Regions from separate parts of the Homo sapiens genome. Here region 2 is linked to region 1. Evidence: read pairs that join two places in POLR2A ChIA-PET (ENCODE). Cell type or tissue: OCI-LY7. All regions are shown on one strand.

Region 1 (5,000 bases):
GCTTCTGCACAGCAAAAGAAACTATCATCAGAGTGAACAGGCAACCTACAGAATGGGAGAAAAATTTTGCAGTCTATCCATCTGACAAAGGGTTAATATCCAGAATCTACAAAGGACTTAAACAAATTTACAAGAGAAAAACAAAAAAACCCATCAAAAATTGGGCAAAGGATATGAACAGACACTTCTCAAAAGAAGACATTTATGCAGCCAACAGACATGTGAAAAAATGCTCATCATCACTGGTCATCAGAGAAATGCAAATCAAAACCACAATCAGATACCATCTCATGCCAGTTAGAATGGCAATCATTAAAAAGGAAACAACAGATGCCGGAGAGGATGTGGAGAAATAGGAACGCTTTTACACTGTTGGTGAGAGTGTAAATTAGTTCAACCATTGTGGAAGACAGTGTGGCACTTCCTCAAGGATCTAGAACTAGAAATCCCATTTGACCCAGCGATCCCATTACTGGGTATATACTCAAAGGATTATAAATCATGCTACTATAAAGACACACGCACACGTTATGTTTACTGCGGCACTATTCACAATAGCAAAGACTTGGAACCAACCCCAATTCCCACCAATAATAGACCAGATAAAGAAAATGTGGCACATATACAGCATGGACTACTATGCAGCCATAAAAAAGGATGAGTTCATGTCCTTTGCAGGGACATGGATGGAGCTGGAAACCATCATTCTCAGGAAAATGTCACAAGGACAGAAAACCAAACACTGCATGTTTTCACTCATAAGTGGGAGTTGAACAATGGGAACACATGGACACAGGGAGGGGAGCATCACATACCAGGGCGTGATGGGGGGTGGGGGGCTGAGGGAGGGATAGTGTTAGGAAAAATACCTAATGTAAATGACAAGTTGATGGGTGCAGCAAACCAACATGGCACATGTATATCTATGTAAGATACCTGCAGGTTGTGCACATGTACCCTAGAACTTAAAGTATAATAAAAAAAGAAAAATTGTACCTTTTACTAGAAACATACAAAGTAATCATTTATTATCATATCTAATTTAATGGTTTGTGAATATATTGCTTATATTAAAGTTAGTGCTTTAGGAAATTTGGTTACAACATATTTAAATGTTTAAGAGTATTTATAGGCCGGGCACGGTGGCTCACGCCTGTAATCCCAGCACTTGGGAGGCCGAGGCAGGCAGATCACGAGGTCAGGAGATTGAGACCGTCCTGGCTAACACAGTGAAACCCTGTCTCTACTAAAAATACAAAAAAAATTAGCCAGGCGTGGTGGTGGGCGCCTGTAGTCCCAGCTACTCGGGAGGCTGAGGCAGGAGAATGGCGTGAACCCGGGAGGCGGAGCTTGCAGTAAGCCGAGATCACGCCACTGCACTCTAGCCTGGGCCACAGAGCGAGACTCTGTCTCCAAAAAAGAAAAGAGTATTTATAAAGTTTGTTCAGCTTTCTTCAGCTCCTGTTTCCAAGAGTTGGCTTGTCACTTTCACATAACCTAAGTATACAATAAAAAAGTGAGCTCCAGGCTGGGGACGGTGGCTCACGCCTGTAATCCCAGCACTTTGGGAGGGCAAGGCAGGTGGATCACGAGGTCAGGAGTTTGAGACCAGCCTGGCCAACGTGGTGAAACCCCATCTCTACTTAAAATTCAAAAATTAGCTGGGTGTGGTGGCAGGCACCTGTAATCCCAGTAACTCAGGAGGCTGAGGCAAGAGAATCATTTGAACCTGGGAGGCAGAGGTTGCAGTGAGGCAAGATTGCGCCACTGCACTCCAGCCTGGGCAATAGGACTCTGTCTCAAAAAAAAAAAAAAATGTGATTTCCATTCTTACCAGATGGTAAGTGTTGCCACTAATTTTAAAATGTATCTGTACTAATATATCTTTTTAAATCAGAATATACTACCATGCCAAAAAGTGAGTATAATAAAGTTTATATTCAGATTTCCTTTATGACATCAATAGTTTAGAAATGTTTGCATGTTATTATCTTCATTTTTTAAAGAAAGTGAAAATATATAAAGAGAGTGTTGTATAGCAGTGGAAATTTTTTGTATTCCTTTTCTCAAATATGTGGCAAGAAAAAAGGTACATCATTTAATAATTTAAATTTTTCCTTCAGAACAATATAGATTATTTATCTTATGATGAATACTGATGGGTGTCTTTATAGGTTTTAGTTCTACATGCTGTTGCTTAAAAGGCAGGACTTTCATGTATTGCATTCTTAAGCATTATGTGCATAATAGGATTTTCTTACAGAAATCTCTGTACCAACACCACGAAGTATTATATTATTATAGTGTTCAATTTACATTTAATTTAATGAGAAACTGCTTTTCCCATTTAACTTCGGTTTCAAATCTAATTTAGCATTTCTTGAATAGGATATATGCAGAATCCGTTTTTAGTAGAAATGGTAAAATAATTTTATTTTGCCATTCAGCATATTTGATTTCTTTAATTTTTACTCAAAAGACCTAAGAATACATCCTTAAAACCATAGCTTGATATATCACTTGATATCTAATGTTATGCTTTACTCTAAACCATTATTAAAAAATGTGTTTTGAGGCTAATATATATTTAGCTAAAATTGAAAGTGGAAGTGGAACTCATATGCAATGGCTGAAATGTCATCATGTTTCTCTCTCGGTTACTTCAATTATATGCACAGAGAGGACACCCAATTAATTTTATAGTAATTGTGTTTATTCGTTCATTTATTAAAACAACTATTGAGTGCCATCATGTGTAAGGTTAGTTGCAGCTTTGAGAACACTGGATACAAAGAAAAACTGTGTCTTTATGGAGCTGACAATCTAGAACTCCTAACTGAAGAAAGGTATACAAAATATTTTAATACTTTTTTTCTTCCCCTTTGGCCAATAATAATCTTATTAATAATCAGTACACATTTAGATAATTCTGTTTAGCTGATGAAAGCCTAGAGAATACAGAGAAAGATCTCTGAACTCCCAAAATCAAGCAGCTTAATATGTGTGCATTTTATCCTCCCAACCTATACATAATATTTTAGCACTCTGCATTCTTTATATTACGGTTCTACTAACATCTTTCCTTGCTCATCTCTAAGCAAAAATATAAGAATGTGATTTTGTTCTCATTAAAGCGTTATTTTTGGGAAATTACATACATTTAAAAACTGCCTCCAAATTTACACAAGATATTAGGACTTTTGATCGTTGTTACGTGTCTGCTCAAAAGTTGTAGTTTGCTGGGAGAGATATCAGTGTCAGAATAGGAAGGATTGTACTGTTTTTCCCTCCCATGGACACACTGATTTAACAAAAATGAAAGTACAAATACATTTCGTGAAAAATCCAGAAACTAGTTAGGTTATGAAACAAGTTGTATCAAAGCTGGTAGAAAAATTCACGACACCTCCTTTCCATAATTCATACCCTTGAAACAGCATCGTACAATTGAGAGAAATCGCATAGATCCTAGCTTCAGCCTGTATTGAAAAAGGCTTGAATTACACATTTAATGTTCAAACTTTTCTGGAGTCTTGTCAAAGGACTGGCTTCTATGTCCCTGATCTTGCAGCACTGATGACACCCAGCATACTCTAGATGCCTGGGGATCACTGAGAATAAAGATGGGAGTTTGAAATAGATGTATGTAGTTATCATAGCTCCTCCTTTGACTCAACACAGAGACAGAAGAAATAAAACTCAGTTCTCCGTTTCTCTCTAGGGAGGGAATGAGTTGGACCACATATCCAACATTTCCGCTATCCTATCACTGTCCAAGGGACTTATTTTTATCTTGCTTGTCTCATATCAATAATGACAGCCAGTATACTATAAACTTCTGGTAGCCACTAAGAACTAATAAGCAGTGTTTTAGATTAACAGGAAAGTTTGAGCAGCTCGGAGAATCTCTGAATGGGCTAATTGATGATGATATTCTCTATGAGACCAGTATGTAAAGATAGGGAGAGGTGGCTGTTTGTTTTGCATGTGCAGTTACCTACACAAAGAGTGAAGAAAAATGAAGAAAGAGAGACATATTTCCAAAACATAGGAACAAAATAAATCTCAAGAAATATAATCAAATGAAATAGACATATTATTTACCTGACAGTGAATTCACATTAATTGTCTGTTAAATCTAGTTTAGCCTAAACCCACCTCCTTACATATTTGAGTTCAGCTTAAAGACTTTTCTGTACATTGTGAACTATAACAAGTGGATGTGTAAACCATAGCTCACACCTGTGCCACTCTCTGAGTTTTGGCCAATCAAATGCTGCCAACTCTTCAAATTATGTTCAAATGTGGCAAATGCCAAGCTGTAACCAATCCAGTTGTTGCTGTACCTCACTTGTGTTTTCTGTATGTCACTTTCCTTTTGCTGTCCATAAATCTTCTCCACCACATGACTATGCTGGAGTCTTTCTGAATCTGCTGTGATTCTGGGAGCTGCCCAATTTGCAAATTGTTTATTGCTCAATTAAAGTCCTTTAAATTTAATTCAGCTAAAGTTTTTCTTTTTTTTTTATTATACTTTAAGTTTTATGGTACATGTGCACAACGTGCAGGTTTGTTACATATGTATATATGTGCCATGTAGGTGTGCTGCACCCATTAACTCGTCATTTAACATTAGGTATATCTCCTAATGCTCTCCCTCCCTCCTCCACCCACCCCACAACAGGCTCCAGTGTGTGATGTTCCCCTTCCTGTGTCCATGTGTTCTCATTGTTCAATTCCCACCTATGAGTGAGAACATGCAGTGTTTGGTTTTTTGTCCTTGTGATAGTTGGAAGTCAAATTGTCCCTGTTTGCAGATGACATGATTGTATATCTAGAAAACCCCATTGTCTCAGTCCAAAATCTCCTTAAGTTGATAAGCAACTTCAGCAAAGTCTCAGGATACAAAATCAATGTGCAAAAATCACAAGCATTCTTATACACCAATAACAGACAAACAGAGAGCCAAATCATGAGTGAACTCCCATTCACAATTGCTT
Region 2 (5,000 bases), 100 kb before region 1:
AATTCCCCATGAATCTCTTATGTTTGTTCATGTCTATAAATTAATAATTATTTGTTCAGATTCACTTAAATTCCAGATAGATAACAATTCAATTTCTAGATATATTTAGGGGTAGTATTCATAAAGATCTTTCCCTTTCTCTGTCAAATTTTGCTTAAAATCTAGGGTAGTAAAGATAATGCTTCTCTCCAGAAAGAGGATAGGCACGTTTTCCAGAAGCCCTTTTATAAGGTTCAGGGTTTCCTAAACTGGGTGATCCTTGGCTTTGACAAAAACCCATGGTGAGCCCAAGTCTGTCTCTGCCTTGCCTGAATGGAACTTGGCAGCTAGGAGAATCAATGCAAGCAAAAAACTGATGCTGCCTGCTGTGCCTTAAGTAAAAGTAATAAACTATCTAAATCCATATCTAGGCACATTGTGCCTAACAAGTCAAAGCTATGGAAATGTGACAAGATTTTATATATGTATGACTCCAAAAATTTTATGAAAAATAGAATTAAAAGATAAAACTAAAAATGTGTTTCATCTCTCAACATTAGCTCCATCACATTCAAAACACTTTTGTATGTAATGATGCCAGCCATTTAGTCCATCCTTAAAGAACTGAGGGTTCTGGGAATTTAATCATGTCAATGCAGTCTTTTTACATTAACTGAAGAAAAATGAATGCCCTTTAAATATTTTTTTAAGATTAGAAAACAATGAATTCAGAAAGAGCCAAATCAGGAATGTAAAGTGGATGCCTATGAATTCAGAAAGAGCCAAATCAGGAATGTAAAGTGGATGCCTAATTATTTTCCATCAAAACTCTGCAAAATTGCCCTTGTTTGATGAGAGGAATGAGAAGCAGGCTGGTCATGTTGAAGACTCTAGTGAATCTTTTCCAGGCAGTTTTCTGCTAAAACTTTGACTGACTTTCTCAAATTATTATCATAATAAACAGATGTTATATTCTTTAGCCCTGAAGAAAGACAAGTAAAATGCCTTGAGCATCCATCAAAATGATTGCCATGACCATTTACTCTGGACTGGTCTACTTTTGCTTTGACCGGACCATCTCCACTTCTAGGTAGCCATTGCTGACAATGATTGGGCTTTATCTCCTGATCACACTGTTAAAGCTGTTACATCTCCTGTTACAATTATTCCAAGAAATGCTTTAGGATGTTGATCCCACTTTTAAAATTTTCGTTGAAACCTCTGCTTTTGTCTACAGCTCCTCTGGGCACAATGGTTTTGGCACCTATTGAGTGGAAGCTTTGCTCAACTTAAATTTTTCAGTCTTGCCTGTGTAAGCTGAACCGATTTAAATGTCTATGATGTTGGCTATTGTTTCTGCTGTTAATCATTAGTCCTCTTCAACTAGCGCACAAACAAGATTAATTTTTTTCTCGCAAATTCATGTAGATGAATTTGAGATGTAGATTATGAAACCTGCTTCAGGTTTCATATTCAACATCATCTCATTTCTTCTTAAAAGAAGTTATGTATTTGTAAACTGTTGATTTCCTTGGAGCATGGTCTGCATCAAGTTTTCACACAGCTGCAATGATATTACCATTCTTCCCCTTAACGTCACCATAAGTTTAATATTTGTTGCTTTAATTTTAGTAATTTTCATTTCTCTCATAAGGGATCTTTTCAAACTAGTGTCTTATTCTTCTTAGTGCCTCAAACTAGATCCTATTCAGAAAGTAATAACAAATTTATTTTGTTGCACAAAATAACATGCATAATTTTTCATATACATATATTTTTATTGAACTTTTTGAATATCCCTCTCTCTCTTCCTCTCTCTCAATCCCTCAATATATATTTATAGATAGATAAATAGATATATATTCAAATATTAGATAAATATATATTGAAAAAGAAAGAGAGACAGAGTGAGATACAGAGACAGAGTGATAACCAGAGTTAGAGAAAACTGGAGAACCTTAACTAAAGGTCTGTATTAGTCCGTTCTTGCATTGCTACAAAGAAATACCTGAGACTGGATAATTTATAAGGAAAACAGGTTTAATTGGCTGATGGTTCTGCAGCCTGTACAAGAAGTATAACAGCTTCTGTCTCTGGGGAGTCCTCAGGAAACTTACAATCATGGTGGAAGGTGAAAGAGAAACAGGCATGTCTTACATGGCCGGAGCAGGAGGAAGAAAGACAGGGGAGAGGTGCTACACAGTTTTAAACAACTAGCTCTTTTGAGAATTCACTATACAGTACCAAGGAGGGATGATGCTAAACCATTTATGACAACTCTGTCCCTATGATCCAACCACCTCCCACCAGGCCCCACCTCCAACACTGGGGATTATATTTCAGCCTGAGATTTGAGTGGAGACACAGATCCCAACCATATCAAGATCCAAAAATTACTTTGGACAAAATGACAATTGGATCTAAATCAAGTATTTTTAGAATGAGATTCAAGACCACATTGGTCCAACTCGAAACTTGTGATATCACCTCCTCTGCCTCTTAATAAGATATTGAAGGTGTTGGTCAATGCCAAAAACTCTAAAATATCAGTAAGAAATGGAATGTTAAGATAAATTTAATAATGTTTCAAATTTATTTAGAATGTATTTCAAGTGAGTAATGTTTGTACTAATACAAGTAATAATGTTGATTAAGAATTCCCCAATTAGCTAATAAAAGCAAGCTGCATTATTCACTTCCTTATTCATAAACTTGTCAGTATCACTCAAGGTCTTCAGAGACATAAAACATTATGAATCAATATCAAAGTTTAAGATAAATAGGCATCACATAGTCACCTCACAAAAATATCAGCAACCCCTAAGGTATCAGTGTTTTTTGAGATTTTTACAGAAAGATAGTGTAGAAATAGAAAGAATTCTATCATCAGTGTTAATGTGTAGTCTACTAACATGTTAACATGCTATTTTTATAGAAATAGGTAAGATTGCACTTTTTCCCCAACATCTACAAAAAAATTAAAGCAAAGAATAGAGAATAATGCTATTTTCACAGTTTACATCATTCTAGTTCGATATTTCTGTGCTCACAGATGGTTGCTTTATATATCTGGATGTGGAATTAAGTAAGAATGAATTCCAAGGTAACAGAAGGGGTTGTCATTAACATTTCAAACAGTTGTTAAGTTGCCTAAAGATATTTTAGTGCTTTTCCTAATATTTTCACAATCAGATTTGCCCTCAAGTTTTTATCACTAGTATTGAAAACAAACTAATTTCAAAGGTGATAACTAAAACACTCAGTCTTACTTTTTATTTATTTTCTTTCTTTTTTAATTTTTTTTAAATTTTATTTTAAGTGCTAAGGTACTAGTGCAAAACGTGCAGTTTTGTTACATAGGTATACATGTGCCATGGTGGTTTGCTGCACCCATCAACCTGTCACCTGCATTAGGTATTTCTCCTAATGCTATATCCCTCCCCCAGACCCCCACCCACCAACAGGCCCCGGTGTGTGATATTCCCCTCCCTGTGTCCATGCGTTCTCATTGTTCAGCTCCCACTTAGGAGTGAGAACATGCGGTGTTTAGTTTTCTGTTCTTGTCTTAGTTTGCTGAGAATGATGGTTTCCAGCTTCATCCATGTCCCTGCAAAGATGGTTGATTTGACTTGAAAGATTCACTGAATGTTTTTGGAGAGGAGAGCTTAGGGAACTAAGTTTCTAGAGTGGCATATAATAAAAAGTTTTAAAATTATAATATATTATCTATGTAAAAGTGGTCATATTTTATCACTGTTTATGATTTGTAATTAAATGTGGTGCTTTGAAAGAATTGGTCATGGTGATCTTCAAGACATTTTGCTCTAGGTAACAATACTTTCTACCATTTGCTCAGTTCCTCAGTAAATTAATATTTGCAAAAGTAAATGTGTATATGTTTAAATGTCTTGCCTTGTATACTGCATAAATGAAAGAGAATCAAATGTGTAATGATCTGTCTCTAACTTCTGCTAAAACATATACTTTTTGGGAATGTATAAGGAGGAATTATGGGTGCCCAATCAACAAGTATCAGTTTTACTGACATCTCCAAAATGTTTTTCTGAGTGATAAGTCTGAGTACTCATGGAAATATACAAGAATGGCTTTCTCTATCAAACTTAAATGGTCAACCCAGAGGTGACTTCCAGGTTTTAGTATATTAAAACATGATATATAATTATTGGCTATGGAAAAAAGGATGAAATTATTTTGTATGACTCACTAAAGCAAATCATTAGAAACTTGCAGTGGGGTGCATGTTAGCCAGGTGCAGCAGGGTGTTAGCAGGTACCAGAGTGCCTGCCTCCATGAGGGCATTTTCTACAGTGGTGGAGGCAGCATAGCTTAGCAGGGCAGAGGTCACCTGCTGGCAACAGCTCATGCAGTCACACTGGTTGTGGTGTTACTACAGGGGTAGGACAGTGGGAAGCACGCTTCTGTGTGTTTTCTCTTTTTGCCACAGGTAGGCGTGGTCGCTCAGGAGAGGGGAGGGTTGGCTGCCCTTTGTGCCCAGTTTCACTCTTGCAGCAGTGTTGGCACAAGGGTGGGGTACTGGTGGGTGCAGGGCTGACTGGCTCTGTGCCCACCAAGGCTCTGACTGCAATAGTGGTCTGGTTGGAGGAGAATGGGTGAGTGCATTCCCATCACAGTAGTGGCAGGTCAGAGTGCACACACACACATGTGCGCTGGCAGGACAAGGAAGGCAAACCTCACCTGTGCATTCATGCACCAGTAAAGCAATGTGGGGCTTTGCCATGGGCCCAGGGAAAGCTTCAGTGTGGGGAGGGAGTGGGTAGGCTGGTGCGTGGCAGTGGGGGCTACCCTGCTGGAGCTTTCTGCCAGTCAAGCATAGTCTACCAGCACAGAAGCTGTCATGCATGCCCCCAGGGCATCTGAGGCTACCCTGTAAGAAGGCGTGGCTAGGCTGGGGTCCTGAGAGAAGCCAGTAGACCAACGGGTGCTCTGGATGGGTCAAACCACCCTGCTGAGTTCAGGTCCCACAATTCCCCTAGGGCTAA

Evidence for each region. Peaks named below come from ENCODE experiments on the same cell type or tissue, not always from the same donor. Only the 100,000 strongest peaks of a DNase experiment are listed, where the experiment ranks them.
Region 2: POLR2A ChIA-PET joins it to region 1 with 6 read pairs; 2 of 35 experiments call an interaction of 5 or more read pairs at or near these places.

What each region holds. Positions count from the first base shown.
Region 1 is chr14:42,275,723-42,280,722 of GRCh38, reverse strand. No RefSeq gene overlaps it. Among named protein-coding and RNA genes, the nearest start is that of LRFN5, 670 kb to the right of the region's middle. In OCI-LY7, CTCF peaks have their summits at 2,548 and 2,751; a DNase peak (open chromatin) is centred at 2,682; H3K4me3 peaks cover 690 bases; H3K27ac peaks cover 663 bases.
Region 2 is chr14:42,378,871-42,383,870 of GRCh38, reverse strand. No RefSeq gene overlaps it. Among named protein-coding and RNA genes, the nearest start is that of LRFN5, 770 kb to the right of the region's middle. RefSeq lists enhancers at 4,128-4,671, 4,672-5,000. In OCI-LY7, no CTCF peak of the experiment used is centred here; no DNase peak of the experiment used is centred here.